Linked DNA regions of Homo sapiens: region 2 is linked to region 1. Evidence: chromatin loops called from intact Hi-C (ENCODE). Cell type or tissue: IMR-90. All regions are shown on one strand. Each heading gives the region's core, and the rest is flanking DNA. Links, peaks and the distances in the headings are about the cores only.

Evidence for each region. A loop is a pair of places that touch in the nucleus more often than their neighbours do. Peaks named below come from ENCODE experiments on the same cell type or tissue, not always from the same donor. Only the 100,000 strongest peaks of a DNase experiment are listed, where the experiment ranks them.
Region 2: a loop joins it to region 1, with 2.3 times the contacts of the local background. A loop is called at or near these places in 5 of 110 quality-filtered maps.

Annotation. Positions count from the first base shown.
Region 1 is chr14:32,607,242-32,615,549 of GRCh38, forward strand. All of the region lies in intron 7 of AKAP6 (A-kinase anchoring protein 6), which reads left to right. Among named protein-coding and RNA genes, the nearest start is that of AKAP6, 280 kb to the left of the region's middle. In IMR-90, for the core only: no CTCF peak of the experiment used is centred there; a DNase peak (open chromatin) is centred at 4,690.
Region 2 is chr14:32,810,740-32,819,047 of GRCh38, forward strand. All of the region lies in intron 12 of AKAP6 (A-kinase anchoring protein 6), which reads left to right. Among named protein-coding and RNA genes, the nearest start is that of NPAS3, 120 kb to the right of the region's middle. RefSeq lists enhancers at 1,694-2,423, 2,424-3,153. In IMR-90, for the core only: no CTCF peak of the experiment used is centred there; no DNase peak of the experiment used is centred there.

The DNA of each region.
Region 1 (8,308 bases), core at 155-8,154:
AGAAGCTTATGTAGTTAGCATGTTCCTTAATATAAGATCTTCCGAAACAGTGCTAATGCAATCAATGGGAACTGCATTTATGTGTCGTCAGTCCCACATATACTGATGCACATATTTGTAAGGAACTGCTTGAGACACTTTGCTGTCTTCCTCATGCAAACAAGAGCACAGGTATATGTTATCGAAAGAAACCAGAAATGATCTAGTAAGACTAAATTGTGCCTAAAGTAATGGAAAGAAAAACAGCAGGCCAAGGCCTGGCCATTATTTATTGAGTGCTGACAGAGAACTCTGCACTCTGCCCAGTGCCAGGCCAGACATGAGAGAAGACATGCTTTTCTGCTTAGTGGTCTTATCATTTCAGTGTAAGCACATAGTGTAACAACTTGTCTAATGTATTTTGGGCTATCTGAGATCTAGAATAATAGATTACCTAAGATTCAGATCATCTTAATTAGGATGTTAGCAGATTGAAATGGAATGGGGTTCTTGATGCAAGCAAATGAGTAGTAAATACATTATCAATTCTACCTCTTCTGTGCAGAAATATTTCTAAAAGCCAGTATCCGATCTGGTTCCTTTCCTGCTGAACTATATAAACATAGTCCTGATTTGCAGTACCTAGGGAGAACTCTTTCTGCTACTGTGGATTTTTCAATAGCCCCTTTTTTTCGTTATCAGAAGGGCAACTTTTCTTCAAAAATATTTTTTGAAAGACAGAAACAAAAGTGAGTTACTTCTTTGAAGATCAGTGTGGTTACTAAGTTTGTTATCGAATCCAATAGAAAATAGTTTCTCTAATCTCCTTGAAGCACTTAAATTTGCATATTATAAGATGTATGGGTGGATCTAAGATGAGGAATTTTTTAATGGTCTGCCACTCTCTTGAGATGACTGAAAAAAATGGTTGGGAAAATAAAAATATACACTAGGTCAAAGGACAGCTAATGTTCTTGGTCTATATAGTGTATAAGAGCATAGCAGACCGAGCACAGTGGCTCATGCCTGTAATCCCAGCATTTTGGGAGGCTGAGGTGGGTGGACCATGAGGTCAGGAGACAAGCCTGGCCAATATGGTGAAACCCCCTCTCTACTAAAAATATAAAAAATTAGCCAAGTGTCATGGTGTGTGCCTGTAGTCCCAGCTACTTAGGAGGCTGAGGCAGGAGGATCGCTTGAACCTGGGAGATGGAGTTTGCAGTGAGCTGAGATTGTGCCACTGCACTCCAGCCTGAGTGACAGAGCAAGAGTCTGTCTCAAAAAAAAAAAAAAAAAAGCATAGCTTATTTTGTTTTTCACACTATACTTCCATTGCTGGTGGCCTTGAGAATAGAAACATTTGGCTCAGCAAGAATCTGGGAGTAAAATTCTTTGGTGTCTCTAATCAACACAGGGAAAAGTCATTGACAGGAATAGGTAGCTTACTTTTTTCCTATTTAGTCCAAGAATGCCTAATCTCTGAATCTGCAATAACTAAAGTTGAAAAGATGCTTGGTATTGTTTACAAACTTACAGTCTGTGGAAAGCAGCCATTTTTATTGGCAGATCTCACATTTTGTACCTCAGTCTGATCAATTTTAAATATAATATAGAGTAAACACATTAGAAGCATTTTGTGCTAGGTAGTGGAGGTCAAACATTTTAAAAATCTATTAATGTAAGTATTTAAGCACAAAAAAAGAAGGCAAAATACAGAATTGCTTCTAAAAAACACTTTAAAACTAATAAGTAAATTCTTTGAAAGTGTGAAACAATTACCTCAGTGTGTGACTTACACTTTTTCCTGGAATGTGTTGTTTCTGGCAGGGGAGCAGGCTGAGCTGGGAGAGCCCTGCCTGCTAAAGGGATTACTCCGCTCTGGCTTTTGGGTTTATTGAGTCATCTAGGCCTTCTTATTAAATGGCAGCTTTCAAATGTACACACACCTGCACTCAGCACCCTAAATACTCCAAATGCTTGTTTAACTTTTCTCACACCCAGAGTACCTCTCCCATCTAGTGTAGTCAAATGGCATTGAGTTGTCCACATTTTGCTTGTTCTTTCTCTTTGGAATTCAGTTGGAATATACCCATTTATGTGGTTGTGATGCTGCCAGAGACAGAGTGTTTTTTAAGGTACTGTACTGCTCTTTGCTCTGTACTCAGAGAACATTCCCAGTCTTAGCTCCCACTGTGCCTAAATGAAGGTTTATGTTTCTCAGGAAACATTAACTAGATTGGAGGTCCCGCCGGGCAGAGCTCAGGGACCATCTCACTGCAGGTTCCAGGCCATTTTGCATTGGACTGGGGCAGTGGCTTCTCATTTTTATACTCATTTGGCCTGCAGAGGCCAACACTTGTTTAGCTTTGCCTCCTGCAGAGCTCAGCAAGGTTGTGGACCTCCCTGAGTGAGAAGAGGGAGAGGGAAAAAAGGAAGCCTAAATCAAGACACTAAGACAAAAGAAAAGAGAGACTAGAAAGAAGAGAGTGAAGGAACAGAGGAGAAAGATTAAAGAACGAAGCATGTGTCCAGTGAAATGTGGTAGAAGCTAAAAAACATTGCCTCAGCTGTCTTTAGGGGCATTGGTTCCACAGGCTGCCCAAGTCTGTTTCATGGACCTTAGTGTATTCATGAGGTCTCTCTCTCTCTCTCTCTCTCTGACACACACACACACACACACACACACACACACACACACACACGTTCATTCCTTTCTCAGTCTCTGGAAATCAAAAGCAGAAAAACTTTCTTTACTTTTGACATCTTAGATATTATTGTGTAACCATTGTGTGTGGGTGTGTTTATATAACATATTCTATTAATGCGGTTAGCACTCACAACGGGCTTACTATAGTTTAGGTTCATGTAAAGCCTTTTACCTGGGTGTGCTTGTTCATTCTTCCCAACAATGCCAGGAGTCCTAACTCCTATTATTACTTTCCCTTTACTGACAAAAAAACTTAGGTTCCAAACGGAGTAGATAATCATTGAGAGAGTCTTCTTAGACACCCTCCATAACAAGGGAAAGGACAAACTTCTTAGCCCATCATTTGATTCTAGCTGCTTAGTTAAGATTTGTGTCAATGTTTTATTTCTTAATTCTTCTAGTTTACCCACCCTTTTCCAAATGTATTTTTCCTTTTCTTTGTTCTTTGCTCTTGCTCATGGCTTTTCTCATTCCCTCCATCTATACTGCTTTTATTCATCCTTAGAATAGATAAATATTTAAAATGTAACTACAACATGATGATGTAGCTCTGGACAGGATACTGTACCTCTTCTTGCTCACTGCCTAGCAGTGGAGACAGATGTGCACAAATGTAGTTCTAAATTAAGGCAGACTGTGCGATGAATACAAGAGATACAGAAACTGGGAGAGGGAACGTTATTTCAATCTGATGGGCCCTGGGAAGGCCTAAGAGAAGATGGATTTTGTGGAGGTCTCTAATATTTGGCAAAATTGGTAGTAGAAAGATGTTGGAAGGAGAGCATTCCTAACATAGGAAATAGCATGGTCAAAAGTATGGAAAAGGGAAAATATGAGGGACATCGAAAGTGAACAGTGAATAGTTTGGCTTCTTGAGCATACAGTATCCATGTGTTTATAAGCAAGAGATGAGGACTTAGTGAAAGATAGATACTGAAAAAGTTTGACCTATATACTGGACAGCTTTGGATATCAGGCTGAAGAGTTGTGTTTTACTGGTGTGCCCTGTGTGTTTTTAATGATTGAATTTGGTCATAGAAAACAGATGGCAAAGGCAGGATGAAAGAGGAAGAACTGAAAGTCAAGACAATGAATTAGGAAACTACTACAATAATGAAAGGCAGGCCGAGGCAAAGCAGTGGCTGTGCTCTAATATAAGGAAAAAAGTAAGAGTGATAGTCTGGAAGAAGAAATAATAGGATTTGGTATCTAGGGGATGGAGCCTGAGGGAAGGGTTAACGATGACTTAAAGGAATTGAGCATGAGCAGTTAGGAGAATGGTATTACCATTAACTGAGGTTGGACACATTATGATAAGGAATAGCTTTGAAAGGGAAGATAATTAACTCTGTTTAGTACAGTGACCTTGATGCACAATTAATAAGAATATCTAGGTGTGTAACCTGGGCATAGATATTTTTGTAACCTCCCCAGGTGATTCTAAAGTACAGGAAAGTTTGAGAACAAAGATTTAGTAAGGAGGAGAAACTTGAAAATCAACTCTGTGTTCTTGTGTAACAGTTGAAAATGCAAGCCTGAAGCTCAGAGTAGAGGTCAATGTTAAGGATGTAGGTTTGGTAGTCCAAATAGAAATAATAGCTGTAACCTTGGAAGTTGATTTTAACAAGAGACTATTGTGTGAGAATAAAGTAGATGTGCAATAGAACTTTAAGGAAAGCCTAGGGTAATTGAGAGCCAGGATACCATATTAAAGTTGGGGATTAAGTGAGAATCTACAACCTGAGGAGTGAAACTTTCAGGCCCTGTTGCCCAGAATGCTGGCAGCTGGGGAATGGTATTATAGCAGGTCAAAGGAACTTTTCATGGAGCGAGAGTGAACTTAGCATGTTTATAGACTGAAGAATAGGACTAGTGAAAAAGGGACACTTGAAGAAGATAGTTTCAGGGACAAGAAAGATGGATAGTTATTGCTACAATGATTCAGACAAGGAAAGGAAGTGAATCAGTGGATCTGTGATTTTCAGGAAAGGAGGATACATCTTCTGAGTTAGGACAGAAAGAGGGAAGGAAGCCAAAGAATTTAGAATGAAGACAAACCCCATGAGATTAGTCAGTGGAGCAATTATTTGAATAGAGGGAGGGTTGAAGCTGAGGAGGGACTAGAGAACAGAGTAGGAGTCAAATCCTATCCTCTCAAAAGAGATTTCCTAAAATTTTCCAGTCCTGTGTGATCACTGTGCCCTCTAAACTTCTCATTTACTGTTTGTACCTTACATTTGGTGATTAATCTCACACAGCCTTGTAAAACACCAGTTTCATCGTGGTTTTGAATTTCTGTTTATATCTTTCATAATTAACTTTTCAAGTGATTACCATCCATCATGACCGCAAACTCCTTGGGGCAGCAACTACCTCCTAAGCTTTGTTTTACTCACTTTACACGTTATTTCAGCTTTAAAATGTATTTTAGTAAATTTTGTTTGATTATAATAATATCATGTGTAGTTATAATATCCTTTTTAAAGCTAAAGACAGAACCCTACTTTATCATCTCATCTTTCATGATACTTTATCTTAGCTGTGTAAATCATGGCACAATCCCATCTTAACATCTGTTCTTCCTTTCTACACTTCTCTCCCATTTTCTTTGCCACTTGTTATTTTTTTTGTAAATAAAACAATCTTTAAATCAACTTTTAGAAGAACCATTTCACCTATTTTTTCCCAAATAACTAGGCATTTGTACCTTAAATATGTGATTTTATTATAGTGTGAATTTATTATTATATTCATACTTCCTTGAGGCAGGTCTAGTTGGTTATGTTAATAGATTGTTAGATTTTTTAAAACCTTTGTTTAAACAGCCTTGCTGAAAGGATATACTCTGAGTTGCTTCTTTGAAAAACATTAAAAGCATCTAATATGACTTGGTAGCTGACCAGCACACTGGTTGATGAAATTTGTAGTCTTTGCTCCAAAGCTCTCTAACAAGATTAGGTGAGATTGAACTTGAGAAGGTAAAGGTCTCTAAATTGACATAAATTCAAAGGGCAGAACTAGATCATACCACTATTTGAATCGCTATCAAAGTCTAATTTCTGACATATTATATTTGGTCCATTGCAATTTGTGTACATACACATCCTTCTAGTAAATGATGAATGAGGTTTAGCTAACATAATGTAGTTTATACACTTCTAGACATTTGTAGGAAATATATGATTGGGGAGCTCTCTTCTTTGTAAAATGACCTGGGTCGCTTTTCTGGAACACAGTCTCTCTGTTTTATACTAGACACAAACACAAACACTCAGGCATTTATTTCCCTGCTGTCTTTCACTTGATACCTCGTGTATATACTCAAGCTATCATTAGATAGATGACGAGCAAATACGGAATTTCACTGGATGCTTTCATGTGGCTAAAACCATTCATTTTTAAGGGAATTAGACCATTTCTAATGGGAATTTTTGGTCCAGTTTTGAGACTAGAAAATGATTAGTTAAGCTTCATCAACATATTTGAACTTTCAGTGTTTAAACCTTCTGAAGTTTATTCATAACTTGAGGGGCTATGCATTTTGAATTATGAGGAATTTTGGAAAACTCCTCTGTCTCATTTCTTTTCTTCTTTTCTGCTGCTCATCCCCAAAGCTTTCATTTCTTTTCTAGCTGAAAGTAAGGTAATAATAGTATGATATAAACTTGTGATTCTGATGCTAAGCGGGCTCAATAGCATCAGTGATAATGACTGTTGTAGGGTAATGCCAACTTGCTTACTGTGTTGGAATTTTCCTCCTTAAGACTTTGGAGGTTCTCTTACCTGGCCTGTCGTACACCCAGCAAGCACCTTCACACTGACCACTTTTTTGATCACACATTGTTCCTCTTCTTAACGAGCTCTTCTGAGAGGTGTATACACATGTTTAAAATGGCAACTTTCTGGGCACCACTACCCAGCTTTTTAAATGAAGTTCTTGGGACACAATGTTTTTTTCTCTCAAGTCAATTAGACTAAATATGACTGAACAGAAAACAAAATGTATTTTTCAAAATTATCATCAAATAGTGCTGCTACTAATTTTGGTTGCATTTTAGAGTGAAATCATCTCATTTCCTAGTGAGAACTTTTTAACTATTACTATTAATCAGTAATTGAAAATTTCCCCTCATTTTTGGTGAAGGCTAAGAATTATTAACTGTATAATACAGGACAAAGAGAACAGTAATGTGAACAAAGATATCGCTGAATAAAAATAAATTTGATATTCTAAGTGTTCTTCCTTGTTATTATTTTTGTATTTTTTCCAATTGTGTGGTGGTTTTCAGTTGAAGTCCTGCTTCAGACCTTTGGCAAATAGCATCTTTTATCATTATCTACAGATACTTTTTGTCTCAGTTGTACACAAAAAGCTTAATGACTATGCTCCATTGGCTAATACACAAAAGGGAAATCAGGTAGAAGAGTTTGAAGATGAAATCTCTGGAAAGCCTGCATTTTAAGCAGACTTTCTCTCATAACAGTCTTGTGCAATGCCTTGAAATAGAAGCTCTTGTTTTGTGTAATTTTCCAAGGCAATCAATAGTTCTTTCTTCTCATAAGTGGTAAAATTTGATATTAGGAAGTACAGATATACTTCTCATCATAAAAGGGAGTGTGTTGGGGATGTTGCACTAATGATACAATCAGCAACAGCAGTATCAAATAATGTTTATTAAGCTTTATTTGGCAGGCATTGTGGACTGCCTAACCAATAGCCATTTTCCTCCTTTGTCCTAACAGCATCACCTGTTTTGTCCACATACTACTTTCTTTCATGGTGTGTGGTCCAGGTGAAGTGGACCCTATTCCCCAGCCCAGCCAGTGAATCACAGTTAGTCCATGAGGCAACCATAAGGGCTCCCTTTGCACAGCTAATTGATGCACTTCTGGCCAGTGAGATATGAAGAGAGTCTATGGGGCTTTGGGAAAGGTTTTCTTTCTCAAAAAGAGATAAACAAGGCTGGGTGCGGTGGCTCACACCTGTTATCCCAGCACTTTGGGAGGCCAAGGCGGGCAGATCATGAGGTCAAGAGATCGAGACCATCCTGGCCAACATGGTGAAACCCCGTCTCTACTAAAAATACAAAAATTAGCTGGGCGTGGTGGTGCACACCTGTAGTCCTAGCTACTTGGGAGGCTGAGGCAGGAGAATCACTTAAATCCAGGCAGCAGAGGTTGCAGTGAGCCGAGATGGTGCCGCTGCACTTCAGCCTGGCAACAGAGCAAGACTCTGTCTCAAAAAAAAAAAAAAAAAAAGATAAACAAGAAGAAAAGGTTCCCTTTCAAGCTCTGGATGCTTTCACAAGGGTAACAAGCTGAGGTGCTATAGCCATTTTGTCACTATAAATGGAGCTAGGTCAAGGATAATGCTTAATATGCCAAGGATGGCAGAGGGGAAAAATGGGTTCTTTATATCATTGAACAGCTGAATGAACCAACTCTTGAGGTGTTTGACCTTCAGCACTTCTTATAAGTTCCTTCTTTTTTTTTTTTAACCTTCCTCTAGTTGGAGCTGAAATTTTCTGTTATTAGGGACAAAAACAAATTCTCTCTTAATGAAATATTGTAATCTGTTGAGTATTATGTAATTTGAATATTTCTCTACCTATTGAATCTCAC
Region 2 (8,308 bases), core at 141-8,140, 200 kb after region 1:
TAAATCTAAAAGCAGTTATCTTTATGAGAGGCTATTAAAGCACAGATACGTTAAATGAAATAAAATCAGATGTAGAACAAGGATTAGACCATCTTAAGAAAATGACTCATAGCTGACCCACCTATTAATTAGCTTAAACCCTGGGCCAATCAAATGATAAGCATGAGGAAAGCAAGACAAGTTTCCTTGACAGGCTTAGTTAAGATGAAAAAGAGATTGGCTGGGTGCGGTGGCTCACACCTGTAATCCCAGCACTTTGGGAGGCTGAGGTGGGCAGATCACGAGGTCAGGAGATCGAGACCATCCTGGCTAACATGGAGAAACCCCGTCTCTACTAAAAATACAAAAAATTAGCCGGGCATGGTGGTGGGCGCCTGTTGTCCCAGCTACTGGGGAGGCTGAGGCAGGAGAATGGCATGAACCCGGGAGGCGCAGCTTGCAGTGAGCCGAGATTGCGCCACTGCACTCCAGCCTGGGTGACAGAGCGAGACTCCGTCTCAGGAAAAAAAAAAAAAAAGTTGAAAAACAGACTAAGATAATGTGTGCCATTTTTGGTCATTCTTAATTTGCTAATTCAAACTGACCAACATTTTATTTTTTTTCTCTGAATGACTTGTAATCATAGTCTCATTATTAAAAAACAACAAAAATCATACTCTATTTATTTGAGAGGAGCAAACAAGAACAGTAATGACATAATGTTGGCTCCCAATTTGTCCTCATTGAGAATGAAGACACAAGAGGCTCTCAATAAATAAAATATGTTCCCATGGTTAGGTTACAACTGTAACTATGGGTCAGAAGGATGGGGACTTGCGTGATTGGCATCTGAAGTGAAGGCAGTCTTGTGGGACTGAGCCCTCTCACGTATGGGATCTGATACTAACTCCAGATAGATAGTGTCAACGTTGGATTAAATAGTAAGACACCCAGCTCATGTCTGGAGAGTGGACAGTTGCTTTTTTACTTGAGAAGCCTTATATCAGAACTGTAAAGGGCACGGTTCCTAAACGTGAGTGAACTCTATTATCTGATATAAGGCTTTTCAGGTAAACCCACATGTTGGCAAAGCTCTCCTTGTACCTTCGACTACCTCGGGATCATGCCAAGAATCTTGTGTTCTTGAAACTGAGTTTGCAAGTTGGGACCTTATGTCTATCTCACAGGAAAATTCGTATGTTAGAAAACTTCACTTGTTTACATGACTATTCACCTTCTCTTTTCTACCAATATGCATTGTAGGTTTTAAAAAATGTAAGTTTTTATTAACGTAAGATCATTTTCATAAAGGAGGGAGAAGGGTATACTTTTCCCTTAGGCAAAGGTGAGGCAAAAATTACATCCAGGGGTATAAAACTCACATGTTATGTCAATCCCTGAGCAATGTCAGGAAAAAAAATGGGGCCAGATATTATCATTGGGAGAAAAGAATGTATGCAACTTTGCATGTGGTTCTGTCACTGTCATTCAAACAGATTTACCATGTGGTAGAATGAAGAAAATGCCACCATTTCATTGCAGTTGGGATTTTTACAACTTCATTGATGTTATTTTTCTCTTGAACTTTCTTTTATTTGTTTCAGTTCTATGTAATACTAAAGAGGTAAGAAAGAGAAATTCTTTTAATTGAAAAACTCTTCCTAAATTTTTAAAAAATTCATTTTAAACAGTCCTACATTTAGGTACTTTCTTGAAACTCTGGGGGGAAATTCCAGGGAAACACCAAATATAGTGACTGAGAAACAAAAAATAAACCAGTTCTCCTATTCAGGCTCTTCTCAGTGTAATAAAAATTTCAGTGTGTTGACATGTAAAGCAACAGTCAAGATAATTTATTTGCCAGTGAAAAGTAGATTATTTTTCAAGTTACTTCTAGTGAAACATTCAGAGTTAGGTGGGAAAGTAACTTTTTTCTACAGTAGATGCTTAACAACTATGAATAATGATTTGCACAAGAATTAACTTGCTTAAGAAAAACAGAGCCTGATGCAAGGGATTCATCTGTTGCCACCTACCTATAATACTATCAACACTGAGGTTATTGCACCTGAGAATTCTTTAGAAATTATGACAGTATCTAATTCTTTGATTTATTGGCACAAATATATTGCTTCTCTATAAAAAGTTTCTCTACACACACTTAAAAGTTTCTCTGCACACACTCAGACAGCAAATGTGTGGGGTTTTTTTACACCAAGCTACTGTCTGCTCTCTGGACATGAGCTGGGTGTTCTACTATTTAATCCAACTTTGACAGTGTCTATCTGGAGTTAGCATCAGATCCCATACGGGAAAGGGCTCAGTCCCACAAGACTGCCTTCACTTCAGATGCCAATCACGCAATTTCCCATCCTTCTGACCCACGGGCTGTAAATTCCCACAACCCTTCCTTAGGTTATTCTAGCCATAACTTGCTAGAATTGCTAGAAGAGCTCAAGGAAACACTTTACTCACATTTACCAGTTTATTTAAAGATACAACTCAAGAAAAACCAGACGTAAAAGAAATGTGCAGGGTAAGGGGGCGGGCAAAGCTTCCACATTTCTCCAGGTACCTTACCCACCTAGCATCTCCAGGTGTTCTGCAACCTAGAAGTTCATCAAATCTCTTTGTTCAAGAAGAGTAGTTACAGTTTTCATCTCTAACCCTACCCCCCCCCCCAACCCCTTTCCCAGAGGTCCTTCGGTGGAGCTGAAAGTTCCAGCCCTCTAATCACTTGGTCTTTCTGGTGACCACCCCCAACCTGAGGCTATCTCAGGACCCTGCCCTAAATTTTCTCATTAGCATAAACTCTGTTGTGATCAAAAGGGGCCATTATGAATAACAAAAGGTATTCTATCGCTTAGGAAATTCCGAGGGCTTTAGGGGCTCTGTGCCAGAGAACTGGGACAAAGGCCAAATATATTTCCTATTATACCACAGCTTCTTAATCAAAATAGCACTTATGTGGGCAGCCCCTCCAGTGAACCTGAAGTTACAGTAAGAAAGGGAAGAAAAGAAATCCTTATATTTTTTTGTATTGCTCTTTCTTCTCGGAATTCCTTCCTACAACTTCACAATCATCCTGTTTATAGAACATTCAAGGTCTTTGCAACTTATTCTTCACACACAAAATCAAATTCAAAAGTGATAGGATTTTTTTTTTTTTTTTGCAGGGGGCGGTTGTTATGTAGAGTTGAGATGGGCTACTGTGCTTTGAGGGTAGAGGTATTAGAACAATTGAAGGGTTTCCTGTACATTCTATGACCTCTGTGGTTTCTCCAATTGTGTTCTCCTTCCAAGACTGGTGCTGGGACAAACAAGGTGTTGAACAGTACCTGACAGGGCCACACTCCTAATTTCAACTCAAATTTTGCCAGAGAAGCTGGACTTTTTCAGGCTACCTTCTAGCACATCCTGTACTTGTTTCTTCATGCACTGGCCTCTAGCACCTGCCCTCTCTAAGGTTACAGATGATTTTCTCTTCGTTTATTCAGTGGCTTTCCCTTAATTCACATAAAGTTAATCACTTTAAAGTGAGCAGTTCTGTGGCATTTAGTAGTTTTAAAATCATTTTAAAGTGAGCAGTTCTGTGGCATTCACCATGTTGTGCAACCACCACTTCTTCCAAACATTATCATCACTCCAAAAGGAAACCCCAAGCCTGTAAAGCAGTTGCATCCCATTCCTTCCTCCCCGCCCGCAGGCCCTGGAAAGTACCAGTCTCATTCATCTCTGCAGATTTACCTATTCTGGATACTTTATATAAATGGAATCATACAATATATGACTTTATTATGTCTGGCTTCTTTCATGAAACATGTTTTTGAGGCTATTAGCTTTTACAACTGAGAGTTTGCACCAGTTGAAAGTCAGGGATTTTCCACGTGATTTTGCCACAGCACAGTTTACCCTCAGAACCTTTCTCCAGATCCCTTCAACAGTTCTTGAGACAACAGGCAAGTCTTTTTACTTTTTTCCTTCAGATCACTCAGTAAATTTTTCCTTTCTTTCTTTTTTATTTTTTGGGGACAGGGTCTCACTGTGTCATCCAGGCTGGAATGCAGTGGTACAATCATAGCTCACTACAGCCTTGAACTCCTGGGCTCAAGCAGTCCTCCTGCCTCAGCCTTACGAGTAGCTGGGACTACAGTCATGTGCCACCATGCCTGGGCAATCAGTAATCACTTTTTAAGAAGCTGCTTCATGCCAGGCACTATTTTAAGTACTGGGGCTCTAGTGGAGACAGGACAGTCAGAGTACCTGTCCTCATGAAGTTTATTTATGGGAAGAAAACCCCTGCTTCCCATTACTGGACTCCCTTTTGTCCCTGATCCCTTTTGAGAACAAAGGCAATTTTTACTGTTATAAAACTTACTTTAAAACAACATCTAATGGATTTTTCATTTTCAACTATTTCAGAATTATCTGTGTAGTCAAGACTAGGAAATGTGTCCGTGTCAGTACTGATTTTAGTGAGATTTGTGAGATGACTTTGGATTTTACTTGTCTGTTTTGAGTTTCTGATCAGCTTTGTTATTGAAAAAGAGCATTCACTAGAACAGTTTTTGATCATTAGTGTGAGATAGACTTTCAAAGCGTTTTCTGAACTGAGACAAGTTACTTTAACATTGTTGTCAATCTGATAGATAGTGAGCAGGATTTGATTGCTCTAATGGGTCAGTTGTGATAGAATTTCAGACAATGGACTTGCCTTTTTTAAAAAAAGGTTATTTTCAGGAAATAGAAAGTTCTTGAGCTATGGGCCTTGCTGAGGACTGGGCAAGTGTCTTTTCTCATTTGGTTATCTTTGTGGGATAAGTCCAGCTAGGATATGAAAAGACAAATGTATCACCTCATTTACAGTGCAGTAGAGGTGAGTAAGGGGCCTAATCAATGTTTCTTTCTTTGACTCTTTGGTCGTACCAAAGAGATTAGTCAACCAACCTCCAGTCTTAAACACTGTTAACGGTTATTTAGGATTCAGCCATACTATCGTCTCCTCACTTCACCAGAGGGAATATATATGCTGATGGCTGCCAGTCATTCCACCCCTGCTGTGTACCGGGCTCTCCCCTAGGACTTTACGTACATTTTAGTAATTTAAAGCTCCCAACAGTCTATAAGGCAGATACAATGTACTGTAATTGTCCCAAGATAAACAAATGATGGAACTGAGGCATATAGAAGTTAAATAACTTGTCCAGGATCACACAGCTAACATATGGGAGGGCTGATCCAGGATTCAAACCCAAACCTGTATGAGTACCTCCTCCAGTTGCAAAATGGCTGATAAACATTGAACATTATTCTTTTTATCCTAATTTCTATTTTATTCTATGTTTTTTCTTGCTGACTCTGAATCCATTCTCTGCTCAATAAGAGGCAGAGTACTACAAACTCAGAGTTCTCTTAAAAGTTATCTTTCCATTTTCAGAGATGGAAGCAGCTGTTTGTCATTGCTCTTATATGGTTTGTTTGTTTGTTTGTTTAGAGACAGGGTATTGCTGTATTGTCAAGCTGGTGTGCAGTGGCATGATCATGGCTCACTGCAGTGTTGAACTCGTGGCCTCAAGCAATCCTTCCACCTCAGCCTCCAGAGTAGCTAGGACAACAGGCACATGCCACCATGCCTGGCTAATTTTAAAAAATTTTTACATTGAGACAGTGTCTCACTATGTTTCCCAGGCTGGTCTCAAACTCCTGGGTTCAAGCGATCCTCCTGCCTCAGCCTCTCAAAGTGCTGGAATTACAAGCACGAGCCACTGTACCTGTCCTGCTTTTGTTTTTGTTTTTATAAAATTTCTACCTAAGTCTAATTTAGGAAAATAATTATGTAACTAATGCTCAGACACTTTGGTTTAGGTTCAGGGTTACAGGGTGCCAAGAAAAGCAGAGTATAGAATGTTGGCATTTCCCCTAGTTTAAATTGGTTCATCTATACTGAGGTATATGTTATTTTCTCCCACCTCTCCATCACCCCCTCAAACCTGTGTGTTCTGCTTTTCACCCTGGGGTAAATATGTACACCTTTATTCAATTACAGTTATTGCTGCTTATGTTTTTGTCACTTTTATTTATTTATATGTTATTGTTGTGTTCTACTTTTCTCCAGATAAATCTCTCCTGCCTGGTTTTTGCATGTGGTACTGCCCAATAAACTCCTGGATCTAGAATAAACAGGGGGAGCACATATTACAAAACCTTCTTAAAGGTTCTGCACATTCTGAGTACCAGAAGTTTGACTGTAACATTCAGTTCATCCTAGTCTTTTTGAGATTTTTTAGAAAAAAATCTTTCAAAAGATGCAACTTTTGAAAGGAAATTAAAGGTATCTAGAGGCGGCTACATCAATTCTCTATTAGGTTATTGTTTTGTAGACTGTCGAGTTCCTTTATCTTTACTCTTTAGGTAATAAAGTATTTCTCATCTCTTATACACACCCACCATTTAAGCTAAAATTGTAAGAAAATCCTGGAAATGCAATCATGGGAGACCTAACTCAATTAAAGCCATACACATGCAGAGGGTATTAATTGAGATGGGTATTACCTGCCACGGTTGGAATCTTGGTTCTTCTTTTTTTGTCATCATCATAATCATTTCTCCACCACTTTTATTGCTTTCTCTGTATATGTTGTGCTAATATAAATAAAATGCTTCCAAGTGTAAAAATAATAAAATAAACTAGCATTATTTAATTCCATTTGTTTCTTGAGCAGATCTGTATAGCTGTGTGTGTGTGTGTGTGTGTGTGTGTGTGTGTCTGTGTTTGTGTGTGTGTGTGTGTGTGTGTGTGTGTGTAATTATTTATATAATGCCTTGGTTTGGGCCAAAATTCTGTACCCATGCAGCAAGTCTATGAATAGAAGACCCTTGCATGAATTAATTCAGAATTATTTCTGGAATTGCAGGCTGTCTTTTGGAACCTCATTTATTACTCCCTATCCATTTGGTCTCATTCAAATACTCTTAGATTTTGTCTAAATTCATTTAGATTTATCACTATATCAAAGACAGGAACATTGTGCCTTTTTTAAAAAGTACCAAATAGCTCCTCTGGGAAAACAACAACAACAAAAACAAACGTTTGATTAGCTTGAGCATTATTGGTTGTGTTGGGCTATCATCAAAGAGAGCATTCAACCAAATAATTTTCCTATCAGTTACATCTTTGTATATGCAAATCTTTTTTTTCCCAAAGAGAACTTTTTTAGTTATATAAATACTCTAACATCTTTCTTGGAAACTTTTCCCACTTTCTTGCCCCAGGGGTATATTTTATGGTTGAAGTTAAATCCTGAGGAAATGGAGATTTTATTGAAAATATTGACAGAATTTAATCCACAACAGGAAGGGAGTGAGCGAGGGCAGAGTGAGTAGCACTTCTTTAATATGAAAAAATTTAAAGTCTAAAGTGAATGATTTTCTAATGAATCCTGTCAGATATTTCCTGGAATTGCCATACAAGAAATTTTCAGAAATCACAATAAATATAAGAGGTTTATAAGAGCAGAGAGTTAATAAAAGAACAGTATTACATCCAAAAGTTTAATCTTTTCCTATGGAAATTTTCCATTCCAACTACAGCTGTTTGTCAGTGTTCCTTCCCCACCACACACACACACAGATACCAAAATCCTCAGATGCCCAAGTCTCTGATATAAAATGGTTTATTATTTGCATATAACCTACAGTCATCCTCTCTCTTTACTTTAAATCATCTCTAGATTAGTTACAGTAGTTCATACAATGCCTACACATCACTTGACACAGGGAAAACTTGGGTTTTTTTTTTTTGTAACCGTGAAATTTTTTTTTACAAATATATTTGATCTGCAGTTGGTTGAATTCATGAATTTGGAACCCATGGATATGGAGGGCCAACTATATTTTACTGAGCAAAGGAATTTTTTCCTTTAGGTGCTGCTATAAATTTTATAGTTTCTTAGGCTTGAATTCGTAAAGCCGTAAAGGCAGCATTTGGTCAGAAAACGACTGTGTCATGGAAGATGAGTCTGACTTGCAGGTGCCACTTGGGCTTAGCTCCCAGCCCATCCAGATGGCACAATTCCCGCTTCTCCATGTGAGCCCCTAGGTTTGGGATCCTTGTGGAAAATCTGTGCTGCTAAATGTTAAAGTCAACCAGAGAGTTACAAAAAGAGCTCCTTTGAAAGACTAATTCAATTATTTATTAGCACTCTCAGAGTACAGTGTCAGCCAAGATAGTATTTGAAATTAATATACTATTTGATTAGACTGATTGATTGTTCCTACAGCTGAAGATTTTAACATTCATTAGCCGTACTAACTGGTCATTAGTACTTCC